Regions from separate parts of the Homo sapiens genome. Here region 1 is linked to region 2. The links are chromatin contacts, found by Hi-C or POLR2A ChIA-PET in ENCODE. All regions are on one chromosome and are shown on one strand. Each heading gives the region's core, a stretch centred on a gene start or an enhancer-like site at or near the end of the contact. The rest is flanking DNA. Distances are from core to core; before and after follow the strand shown.

Region 1 (5,631 bases), core at 3,060-5,559, 110 kb after region 2:
TTCTGATGTACTCCTTTTGCATAAATGCTACTCTCCATCAGCCTCGAGAAGTAGAAGGCACCGGTATGGTATCCCAAGCTCATTCACAGGGGAGAAGAGATGCCTGTTGCCACAAAATGTGAATGTTGGGTGTACATTCAGGTGTCACGTACGTGGTGTTGATTGTCTCAGCTTAATAAAGAAAGATGCCGTACACATTTTCCTTTAAAAAGTCTCACTTGGCTTGTTTGACAGGCACAGAAGATGTGTTATTAAACACTTGCAAAGCCTGCTGTCATTTGGTTTTAAACAGCACTCGTCGTCTTTGGCGGGGCGTGTTTGCTCAGCATCATGGAAGGGGGATGTGAGGTACCCAGGTGGCAGTTTCTCTACCACGATGCTTTCTCTGCTTGCTATCGGGAGAAATGTTCTTTCCTATGTTGTGGGAAGGCGGAAAGGGCACTCTGAAATGTAAGGTGGCCTTTTGTATTAGAATTTCATGGCTGAGACCAGGCGTGGGGGCTCATGTCTGTCATCCTAGCACTTTGGAAGGCCAAGGCAGGTGGATCACCTGAGGTCAGGAGTTTGAGACCAGCCTGGCCAACATGGTAAAATGCCATCTCTACTAAAAATACAAAAAATTAGCTGGGTGTGGTGGCAGCCACCTGTAATCCCAGCTACTTGGGAGGCTGAGGCAGGAGAATCACTTGAACCCAGGAGGTGGAGGTTGCAGTGAGCTGAGATTCTGCCACTGCACTCCAGCCTGGGCAACAGAGAGAGACTCTTTCTAAAAAAAAGAAAAGAAAAGAATTTCATGGTTGATTGTCACAGGACCATCTTTAGTCCCAAGATCTGAGGCAAGGGAATCGTTTTCAATAGGAAACTTTTAAATGTTTGAGCAGCAGAAAGGGAGATTGAGCCAGAAGAACTTGCTGGTGGAAAGATGGTGGAAGCTGGGAGCTTTGAGGTTCTAAAAATCCTGGTGTGTCAGGTCAGGTAGTGGGGCAACCGGAGCTTAGGGTGAGTTATACCTGATGGGACTTAACTGGGTAAATGTCATCTAGTAACCCAACTACATTCGGCATTAATATCTGGACAAAAGGTGGAATACACCCGGGTTCTTTGGGCACAGGCGAAGGAGAGGTCTCATAGTTTGATGTTGCTCAAGAAGGGAAAACAAGCAGGATGGGAAGAGGTCTAATCAGCCGGCTGGAGTGGGGTGCTGGGTTTAGTTCATTCCTTCTTAAACTCAGCCAGTTCTCATTATTCATGGTGGTTTTGATCTATAAAGTTGCCACAAACCCCAAGTTAGCCAATACTGAGCCATCACTCCTAGGGCAGTACAGCGCTCGGTTCCTGCGAGCCTCTGGTCACAACATTTTCAGCAACAGATCCATACATAACTTTTTCTTATATATGTTTCTTTTTAAAGATACGTTATTTAAAATGTATTGTTGATTGATTAACATTGAGCTCACGGCCAACAGCAGTATAAGTGCTGCCTGAATGAAGCTTCTCTGACCTGTGCGTTCTCTGCAAGGCATACCTCAGCCTTCTTGCACTTGGGAACACTAGGAGTACCCCTCGCCACGCGTGGGGACCCATTTTAAACAGCAAAGTTGGCTGGGCACGGTGACTCATGCCTGTAATCCCAGCACTTTGGGAGGCCGAGGCAGGCAGATCACCTGAGGTCAGGAGTTCGAGACCAGCCTAGCTAACATGGGGAAGCCCAGTCTCTACTAAAAGTACAAAAAAATTAGCTGGGCATGGTGGTGTGCTTCTGTAATCCCACCTATTCAGGAGGCTGAGGCTGGAGAATTGCTTGAACCCAGGAGGCAGAGGTTGCAGTGAGCCGAAGTCACGTCACTGTACTCCAGCCTGGGCATCAGAGCAAGACTTCATCTCAAAAACAAAACAAAACAAAACAAAACAAAACAAACCAAAACAGTGAAGTCACCAACAAATAGCAGAAAAATGTGAAAAACATGGCATTAAATAGACCATGAAATGGACACTTGTTTATGATGTGAGACCTCAGACAAGAAGGCAGAGCGCCCCGTGTTTGACCTCAGGTGGGGACACATCCGGCAACTCAGATTCTTTTTTTTTTGAGTGGAGTCTCACTGCGTCACCCAGGCTGGAGTGCAGTGGTGCAATCTCGGCTCACTGCAACCTCTGCCTCCTGGGTTCAAGCAATTCTCCAGCCTCAGCCTCCCGAGTAGCTGAGACTATAGGTGCGCACTACCACACCCAGCTAATTTTTGTATCTTTAGTAGAGACGGGGTTTCACCATATTGGTCAGGCTGGTCTCGAACTCCTGACCTCAGGCGATCCACCCGCTTTGGCCTCCCGAAGTGCTGGGATTACAGGTGTGAGCCACCACACCCAGTCAGATTCTTTGCTTCTGTGTGCAGGTCTGTGAATGAATGTAGGCCAAGAGTATTGATTCTGAGCTTACAAATTTTAGCCAGTAGACACATTTACACATACAGAATCCATGAATCAAGGCGATTGACTGTACTTTGACAATTATTTGTTTAGCACTGTAGGAGGAACCTGCAAACTGTTCCTTCCCTCTGCTCACATACTGCCCAGGGTAAGACTTCTGACACCAGAGGTGCAGGGATGCTTCCTGCCGCACCTGGCAGTTCTCCAGCAGACACCAGCTGGGTGTCCTGCAGTTCAGTTCAATTCTGACACCATCGACCTGGAGAGAGCCTCAGACCCCACAGGTGAGGGCTCAGCCCCACGAGACTGCACCCCAAATCAGGGTCCCCACGACTGCTTCCTCGGTTTTGATTAATTTGCTGGGACTCAGAACTTGGAAATGGGCCAGGCACGGTGGCTCAAGCCTGTAACCCCAGCACTTTGGGAGGCCAAGGCAGGTGGATTGCTTGAGGTCAGGAGTTCGAGACCAACCGGGCCAACATAGTGAAACCCCATCTCTACTAAAAATACAAAAATTGGTTGGGCATGGTGGTGGGCACTGTAATCCCAGCTACTCGGGAGACTGAGGCAGGAGAATTGCTTGAACCTGGGAGGTGGTGATTGCAGTGAGCTGAGATCGCACCACTGCACTCCAGCCTGAGCAACAAGAGCAAAACCCTGTCTGGAAAAAAAAAAAAAAGAACTCAGGGAAACACTGCATTTGTGCTCCCTGGTCTATTATAAAGGAGATGATAAAGGGTGCAGGTGAGCAGAACAGGAGGAGGCACACAGGGTGAGGCCTGGGAGGGCCCCCAGCACAGGAGCTTCTGTTGCCCTGGAGTTGGGGTGTGCCACCCTCCTGGCACCTGGATGTGTTTACCCACCCGGAAGCTCTCTGCACCCTGTAGTTCAGGGATTTTTACGGAGGCTTCATCATGTAGGCATGTCTGGTTATTAGTTCAATCTCCAGCCCCTCTCCCCTTTCTGGAGGGTGGGGTTGGGGGGTGTGGAGCTGAAAGCTCCAGGCTTCTAATTGTGTCTGGGTCTTTCTGGTGCTCAGCCCCCACCCAGGAGCCACCAAGAGTCACCTCATTAGAATAAAACATCCTTTTATCTCCCTGGAAATTCCAAGGGATTAGGAACTTTGTGTCAGGAACCAGGGTCAAAGACTAAATATTAGAACAAAAGATTGTCCTGGCACCTGGAAATTACAAGGTTCTTAGGATCTGTGTGCCAGGGACTGGTGGCAGAGACCAATATGAATATTTCTTTTCTTTTCTTTTTTTTTTTTTGAGATGGAGTCTCGGTCTGTCACCCAGGCTGGAGTGCAGTGGTGTGATCTCAGCTTACTGCAACCTCCGCCTCCCGGGTTCAAGTGATTCTCCTGCCTCAGCCTCCTGAGTAGCTGGGACTACAGGTGTGCACCATCATGCTGGGCTAATTTTTGTATTTTTATTAGAGACGGGGTTTCACTATGTTGGCCAGGCTGGTCTCAAACTCCTGACCTCAGGTGATCCACCTGTCTTGGCCTCCCAAAGTACTGGGATTACAGGCGTGAGCCACCGCGCCTGGCCCAATATGAATATTTCTTATTATTTTACAAGCACTTGCGGTGTGTCCTGTGGTCTCCGTCCTCAGCGTCGTGGTTTAGAGGGTGCCTGACAGGCAGGGTGTGGGGTTAGTGGGGTTGGGGAGTGATTTCCGGGGCACAGTGATCCCCAGAGTATGTGTGGTTGTCCAGTTCACTCACTCCTCGTGGCCTGCTCGGTGCTGGGGGTCCACACTCACAGAGGGCATGGTCTGTGCCCCTTGGGATCAGGCAGCTGCTCCTGGTACAGATGAGTTGGGAGATGACTTCCTCCAGGGCATGTGAGAAGCTCTCAATGACCAGGCCAGCTCGGATTCCCAGTTCTGGCCGAGCCGATGTGCTCTCTGTTGCCACATTCCGTGTCACTTCCCAGGCCTCCCCGGCTTCCCATTCTCGGGGCCAGGTGTTCCGTGGATGGGGTGCGGTGCGGCCTTTGATACCAGAGGCCTGGGATCGCTTTCCTCCTCGGTTTCTGTGTGGTCAGTGGCGCCTTCACCTGTCTCATGCCCTGCCATGCTGCCATGCAAGGGCAGAGGGCTGGTGTTGGGGTGGTGCTGGGGCCTGGGGAGTGGAATATCCTGCTCTGTTAAGATGCTGGGGATCGCATGTGTGATGCTGGCCACGTCAGCCAGTCTTCCTTCCTGCCGAGACCACCAGCCCTCGGTGCAGCCAGCCGTATCACCTGGTTATAGTCACGCCGAAACCCAGCTGTTTGGAAGCGTGGCCGTGGGGCCTTGGATCCCTTTTCCTTTCCACGTGTTTTGTGGAGACGAATAACACAGGCATGCGCCGTGCCCAGGTGGAGGCAATGTTAGGAAAGCAGGAAGGAGCTCAGAGCAGGAAATGTGTGTGGACTCGCGTTTGTTGAAGGGCCTGGCCGAGTTCCCCAGAGGCTGGGGTCAGTGTTCAAGTTCTGATGCTTCACGTCCTTGGAGGCCAAAGGACGTGACCTTGAAGAAGGGGCAGTTCTCACCTGTGGGCCTAGGAGAGGTCGTTGGCCTTAAGACATTACTCCAGGTAATTATATGTGGTTCCTACCTATAATCCCAGCACTTTGGGAGGCAGAGGCTGGAGGATCGCTTGAGCCCAGGATTTGGAGACCACCCTGGGCAACAAAGTGAGACTCCTGTCTCTACAAACAAAAACAAAAACAAAAACAAACAGTTGGCTGGATATGATGGCATGCACCTGTAGTCTCAGCTACTCAGGAGGCTGAGGTGGGAGGATCACTTGAGCCCGGGAGGTGGAGGCCACAGCAAGCTGTGATGGCACTAATGCACTTCAGCCTGGGTGACAGAGTGAGACCCTGTCTAACAGCAACAACAGCAGCAGAACATTAATCCGGATAGTTCTAGGATGAGGGTTCTCAGAGCTAGATGGGCCTTTGCAAGTTCTTTCCACTGATCCCCAGGTTTGGTTGATTGTATGAAACCAAGAGGAAATGTACAGGGTTTTTGTGAAGAAAGGAAAGTGTCATTTCTTTGGGTTTTACTTTGAATGGCATTGGATGAGGTCCTCAGAGCTTATGTGGGGCCAGCCCAGCCTGCCCCATGTGCCCCACTGAGACCCTGGAAACTTGGCTTTCTCCCACTGCTCCCCCAGTGCTCACTGACTAGTTTTGGGGTTTTGTGGGGACC
Region 2 (5,606 bases), core at 723-3,222:
TGGATGGGAGCAGGGAGATGCAATCCTCTCTTGTGCCCAAAAGAGGAGCACAAGAAATACTGTTGAATAGCATTGCCAGAGGCCACAGAAAAATCTCCAAAACCAAAAATCTCTATGACCCAATAAATTCAAGAAATACTGGGTTAAAGAGAAGGAAACCAGTATATGCACTGTGAGACTTCTCAGTCTTTATTATATACATTGTAACCATCACAGACAGCCTTTAATATATACATCTTAACTATCACAGACAGCCTTCAGTATATTATATACATTATAACCATCACAGACAGCCTTCAATATATTATATACATTATAACCATCACAGACAGCCTTTAATATATACATTATAACTATCACAGCCTTTAATATATTATGTACATTGTAACTATCACAGCCTTTAATATATTATATACATTGTAACTACCACCGCCTTTAATATAGTATACCCATTGTAACTATCACAGCCTTTAATATACACATTGTTAACTACCACAGACAGCCTTTAATATATTATATACATTGTAACTATCACAGATAGCCTTTAATATATACATTGTAACTATCGCAGACAGCCCTTTGTTTGAGGGTAAAGCATGTGACTTTGTTTTCCTCCTGTTCCCTCTGCCATCCTCCAGGGCCTCACACACAATAGGCTCTCAAATATTGCAACCATCTTGCACTCTGCAGGGCAACCTCATGGCTTATCCTTTACAAGTGGCATACTCAGAAGAATAACGAGGAAGAAAGTGTAAGAAAAGAGGGCTGTTTGGGCAAAGAAAATCTGGTTGATTCGATGTTTACAGAGTGCCAGGCCCCATGCTTGATCTCATGAGGTCCTCAGACCTTATGCCTTAGGCTATCATTTCCATTTTACAGATAAGGAATTGAGGCTCAGGGAACTGAGAGTGAGGGAAGGGCAGGGGCCTGGCTGGTGCTGGGTTCTGTCTCTTTCCAGGCAAGAAGGGACATGTGGACTTGAATATTTAGCTCAGGGATGTTGGAGGCCTAGGGTGCTGCTATTTAAATGGAAAGGGTGTCAGGGTTTCTGGGAGGGAGTAAGGGGACAGAAGAAAAGATGCTTCTGTTATCAGAAGGGAGTGGCAACGTGACAGGATACTGAAGCTTCCTCTTTTCTTATTCTGTCTCGTTTCTTTCAATATACTTATCACAATGTGTGGCTGATATTTATTATGCCTTTTTCTTTTCTATTCTCTTTTCTTTTTTGGGGCAGGGGAGCTGTTTTGCCACCAAAACCTAAGCCCATGGCCGTCTTCTTCACCGATATGACTGGTTCTCATGCAAGCACCTAGATGGCCCTCGCCCATAATTACTGGCTGCAGTTGAGTGAATAGCGGTCATTATCTAGCGCCCACCGTGTGCCCGGCCCGGTGCCGGGAGCTTTGCTTTCCGTCTCTCACATTAGGCCCTTTTAATCCAACCCCCAAGAAGGAGACACGACCATCGTCTTCATTTTGACGATTTTGAGTGGGGGTTCCAATGACTTGAACGAAAGGAGCCAGGGCACCAATCCGGGTTTGTGTAGCAGATGCCGGTGAGACCCGACTACTGCAGCTCGGGGGTGGCCGGACCCGGGGTCTCCCCGCTGAGTCTCGGGGCTTCACCGGCGCGTGGGCACAAGCACAGCACCCTCGGGTCGGGGGTGCTAGGAGGGCTAAGAGCAGCAGGACTTGAGTGACACCCAACAGCTGGTCTGATCTCTTTCAGGCGCCAACGCCAGACGCCAGCCTCCCAGCGGACCCTCTCGCAGACCCACCTTCACCCCACGCGCCCTCCCCACACAGTCCACGCGCCAGCAGCTTCGCGGATGTCAGTGAACGCTCTTCGCTTGCGCAGTCAGAACGTCCTCCGCGGCCGTGTGAACATCCGGGTCACAGGCGCATAAGGACCAATGAGCGAAGGCATCGCGAGCCAGGGGGCGCGGAGAAGGCGGGGAATCATGGCCGCCCCCAGTGTTCCGCGTCCGGGGGTTTGTGGGAGTTGCCTTGACCTGCAGCTCCGCCACCGCGGACCCGCCTTCTGCCCTCAGCAGCAGACGCTCTGTCCCGCCCGGGCAGCTCTGCGAGGCAGCGGCTGGAGAGGGAACCATGGGGACTGTGCACGCCCGGGTAAGAGGCCCAGCGACCCGCGGGCTGCGAGGCCTCTGGGCCAGCAGGGCAGACGGGCGCCGCGGGGAGACGCTCTCGTGGCTGCGCCCAGGGTTCACCGGGAGAGAGGGTGCCAAGGGTGCCGGGCTGGGTGGAGGAGGCCGAAAAGAGGTCGCCTCGGGCCAGCGAGTCTTGCAGACCTTCGAGCAGGAACCTGATAGGAGGGACGAGACTTGGCTAAAGGTCACTCGGCGAGTCCGTGGCCCAAAGGACTTGCCAACTTTCTGTGATGTCTTAGACCGCAGTGAATGTGCTCTTTCTTTGCATGATTTTAAGTTTTCTCTCTTTACTGGTCACTTCCAGCCTTTCCCCGCTCAGCCGCTGCTGGAGCCATTGTAGGCTCCTAGAGCAACAAGAATCCTTTGAAGTCTTCTAACTCAAACCTATCTAGGGGTCCTCTTTTCTCCTGTCTACCGTGCAAAAGACGGAACCGCTCTCTGCCTTACTTCCTGTTTTAAAGTGGAGGTAGTAATAGTACCTACCTCGCCTGGCTTAAAAGAGAATTAAAAGACAATGCATGTGAATACTTGGGTGCCTGGCGCCTGACTAACTGTACTGGTTGCCAAACTCCTCTCGTTTATCCTAATCTTAAATAAGGGCCAGATAATGAGTTACTTCTCCAAGGTCACATAGTTACTGGTTCCAAATGGCCTAAAACCTCAGATTTCCTGAGTCTCAGCCCCAACACTACTTTTCTACTGCAACTTTGATTGCTTCACTTGACCTGCATAGACGTTTTCAGTAGTTCCCCATTAACTTCCAAAAAAATTTAGCACAGAAGTCGCAGCCTGACATCGATAATTGGACTTAACTTCCCTTTATATGTCTTTCATTCAGATCAAACACCGTTTCTCTTCTGACATCTCTTTGTGTAACTGTAATAGGTCTGTTGCTCAGTGTGCTCGATAAGTCAATACACTCAGACAGTGGGTTGCAGCAGAGAAAGAGTTTCAGTTGCAGGGCCGCTGAACGAGGAGATGGGAAAAGAGAGGAAACCTCAAATCCATCTCCTTCAGGAGTTTGGACCTCATGTTTTTGCTGAAGTGTGGAGATCCTTGATTGGTGGAAGAGTGAAGGGTGAAGTTATGGGACAGGGAGATGAGGAAACTTCTCATGCTGATTCCGTTCCTCTGTTGCGGGGAGGAGTCTTCAAACTGGTTGGCAGCATCAGTTTTGCTGGAATTCGAGATCTGAAAAACATCTAAAGCAACTCTTAAGCAAAAGCCTTATGATTCTAATTTTAGAAATCCTATCTGTAAAATCAATGGGGATGCAAATAGTATCTGTGACTTTTGGTTACTAGCAAGTAGGTCAGAGTGCAACCTGAGCTCTTCCTGCCATCTTGGCTCCTGTGGCGGCCTGCCGGGAGCAGGACTTCTGAAAGGAAATATGTCTGGAAGGCTGTGGTCCAAGGCCATTTTTGCTGGCTATAAGTGGAGTCTCCGGAACCAAAGGGAGCACACAGCTCTTCTTAAAATTGAAGGTGTTTATGCCCGAGATGAAACAGAATTCTATTTGGGCTCATGTATACAAAGCAAAGAACAACATAGTGACTCCTGGCGGCAAATCAAACAAAGCCAGAGTAATCTGGGGAAAGGTAACTCGGGCCCACAGAAACAATGGCATGATTCGTGCCAAATTCTGAAGCAATCTTCCTGCTAAGGCTGTTGGACACAGAATCCGAGTAATGCTGTACCCCTCAAGGATTTAAACTAATGAAAAGTCAATAAATCAATGTGGATTTGTGCTCTTGAAAAAAAAAAGGCAACTTGATTAATGGTTAATTGTAACTACATTTCTTTTGAGATGGAGTCTCACTGTGTTGCCCAGGCTGGAGTGCAATGGTGCAATCTCCACTCACTGCAACCTCCGCCTCCCAGGTTCAAGCGATTCTCCTGCCTCAGCCTCCCATGTAGCTGGGATTATAGGCGCACGCCACCACACCCAGCCAATTTTTGTATTTTTAGTAGAGACGGGGGTTTCATCATGTTGGCCAGGCTGGTCTTGAACTCCTGACCTCAAGTGATCATCCCGCCTCGGCCTCCCAAAGTGCTGAGATTACAGGTGTGAGCCACTGCGCCCAGCCAATTATAACTACATTTCTGTCCAGATGTCCAGAATAATTTTTTTTGTTGTTGTTGAGACAGAGTCTTGCTCTGTGCCCAGGCTGGAGTGCAGTGGCACGGTCTTGGCTCACTGCAAGCTCCACCTCCCAGATTCACACCATTCTCCTGCTTCAGCCTCCTGAATAGCTGGGACCACAGGCGCCTGCCACCATGTTCGGCTAATTTTTTGTATTAGTAGAGACGGGGTTTCACTGTTAGCTAGGATGGTCTCGATCTCCTGACCTTGTGATCCGCCTGCCTCGGCCTTCCAAAGTGCTGAGATTACAGGCATGAGTCACCACGCCTGGCCTTTGTCCAGAATTCTTGTTAGCCCTGTGAGGATGGCTTTATTTGGACCGCACTATTGCACTTCATTCCCCCTCCCATCATCCATCTTTAGCATCAAAATATTCCCATCTTTTAGAACTCCGTTCTGAAAGTTCTTTATCCCCTGCATTTGGATGGGCTTCGCCTTTCCGTGCCATTTCCTTTGGTGCCATTTACATTTTGGCTTGTTTTGGGTCTGTTTGCATTTTCGTCTTATCCTTTGATCCTAAATTTCTAGATGTAATGGTAGGAACTGCATCTTCTTGGCTTGCATCCCCTGTGGCATCTTGAACAAAGTAATCACTCATTATTTATTCAGCTCATATTTATTGATGGTCTGCTATGTGCCTAGCACTGTGATAGGTGCCAGGGATACAGGGAAAAAAGTATCTGCCTTTATGGAGCTCTTTTTTTTTTTTTTTTTTTTGAGGCGGAGTCTTTCTCTGTCACCCAGGCTGGAGTGCAGTGGCGCCATCTCGGCTCACTGCAACCTCTGCCTCCCGGGTTCAAGTGATTCTCCTGCCTCAGCCTCCCGAGTAGCTGGGACTACAGGCGTGTGCCATCACACCTGGCTAATTTTTGTATTTTTAGTAGAGACAGGGTTTTGCCATGTTGGCCAGGATGGTCTCAATCTCCTGACCTTGTGATCCACCCGCCTCAGCCTCCCAAAGTGCGGGGATTACAGGCATGAGCCATTGCGCCTAGCCTGTGGAGCTCTTTTTACATTAAAATTGCTGCTGCTTTGATGAGTGTTTTGAGAAAAAAACGTTTTCAGTTCTTTTATTTGACTTTTTCATCCCACTAGCCAGTGTCTTTCAGACTTTTTGATCAAGACTCAAACAGTAAGAAAACATTTGCCATTTACCACCTAGTACTCATGCTTATGTCAAACAAAATTTTGTGCAATAATACTTAATATGTGTTATGTATTGTTATATTTTCAGTTTTCTTTTTTTTTTTTTTTTTTGAGATGGAGTCTTGCTCTGTCTCCCAGGCTGGAGTGCAG

What was found. Hi-C counts contacts between places; a loop is a spot of excess contacts on that map. ChIA-PET counts read pairs that join two places held with the same protein, here RNA polymerase II (POLR2A). Pooled maps may share reads with other maps.
Region 1: a loop to region 2 is called in a pooled map, with 3 times the contacts of the local background. The contact joins the enhancer-like site here to the promoter of SAMM50 in region 2. A Hi-C loop is called at or near these places in 2 of 50 pooled maps. POLR2A ChIA-PET finds 5 or more read pairs at or near these places in 3 of 52 experiments (AG04450, HEK293T and endothelial cell of umbilical vein).

Annotation. Positions count from the first base shown.
Region 1 is chr22:44,059,547-44,065,177 of GRCh38, forward strand. All of the region lies in intron 1 of PARVB (parvin beta), which reads left to right. Among named protein-coding and RNA genes, the nearest start is that of PARVB, 38 kb to the left of the region's middle. RefSeq lists an enhancer at 4,379-4,878. Within about 2 kb of position 4,310, at least 3 of the 41 ENCODE cell types and tissues checked have a DNase peak (open chromatin) inside an H3K27ac peak, as active enhancers do.
Region 2 is chr22:43,953,470-43,959,075 of GRCh38, forward strand. It overlaps SAMM50 (SAMM50 sorting and assembly machinery component), which reads left to right and starts at 1,973. Exons shown (of 15, transcript NM_015380.5): 1 at 1,973-2,129. The coding sequence starts at 2,109. It also overlaps the pseudogene RPL35AP36. RefSeq lists enhancers at 1,198-1,950, 1,618-1,667, 1,748-1,827, 1,951-2,702, 2,508-2,717 and a silencer at 1,791-2,065.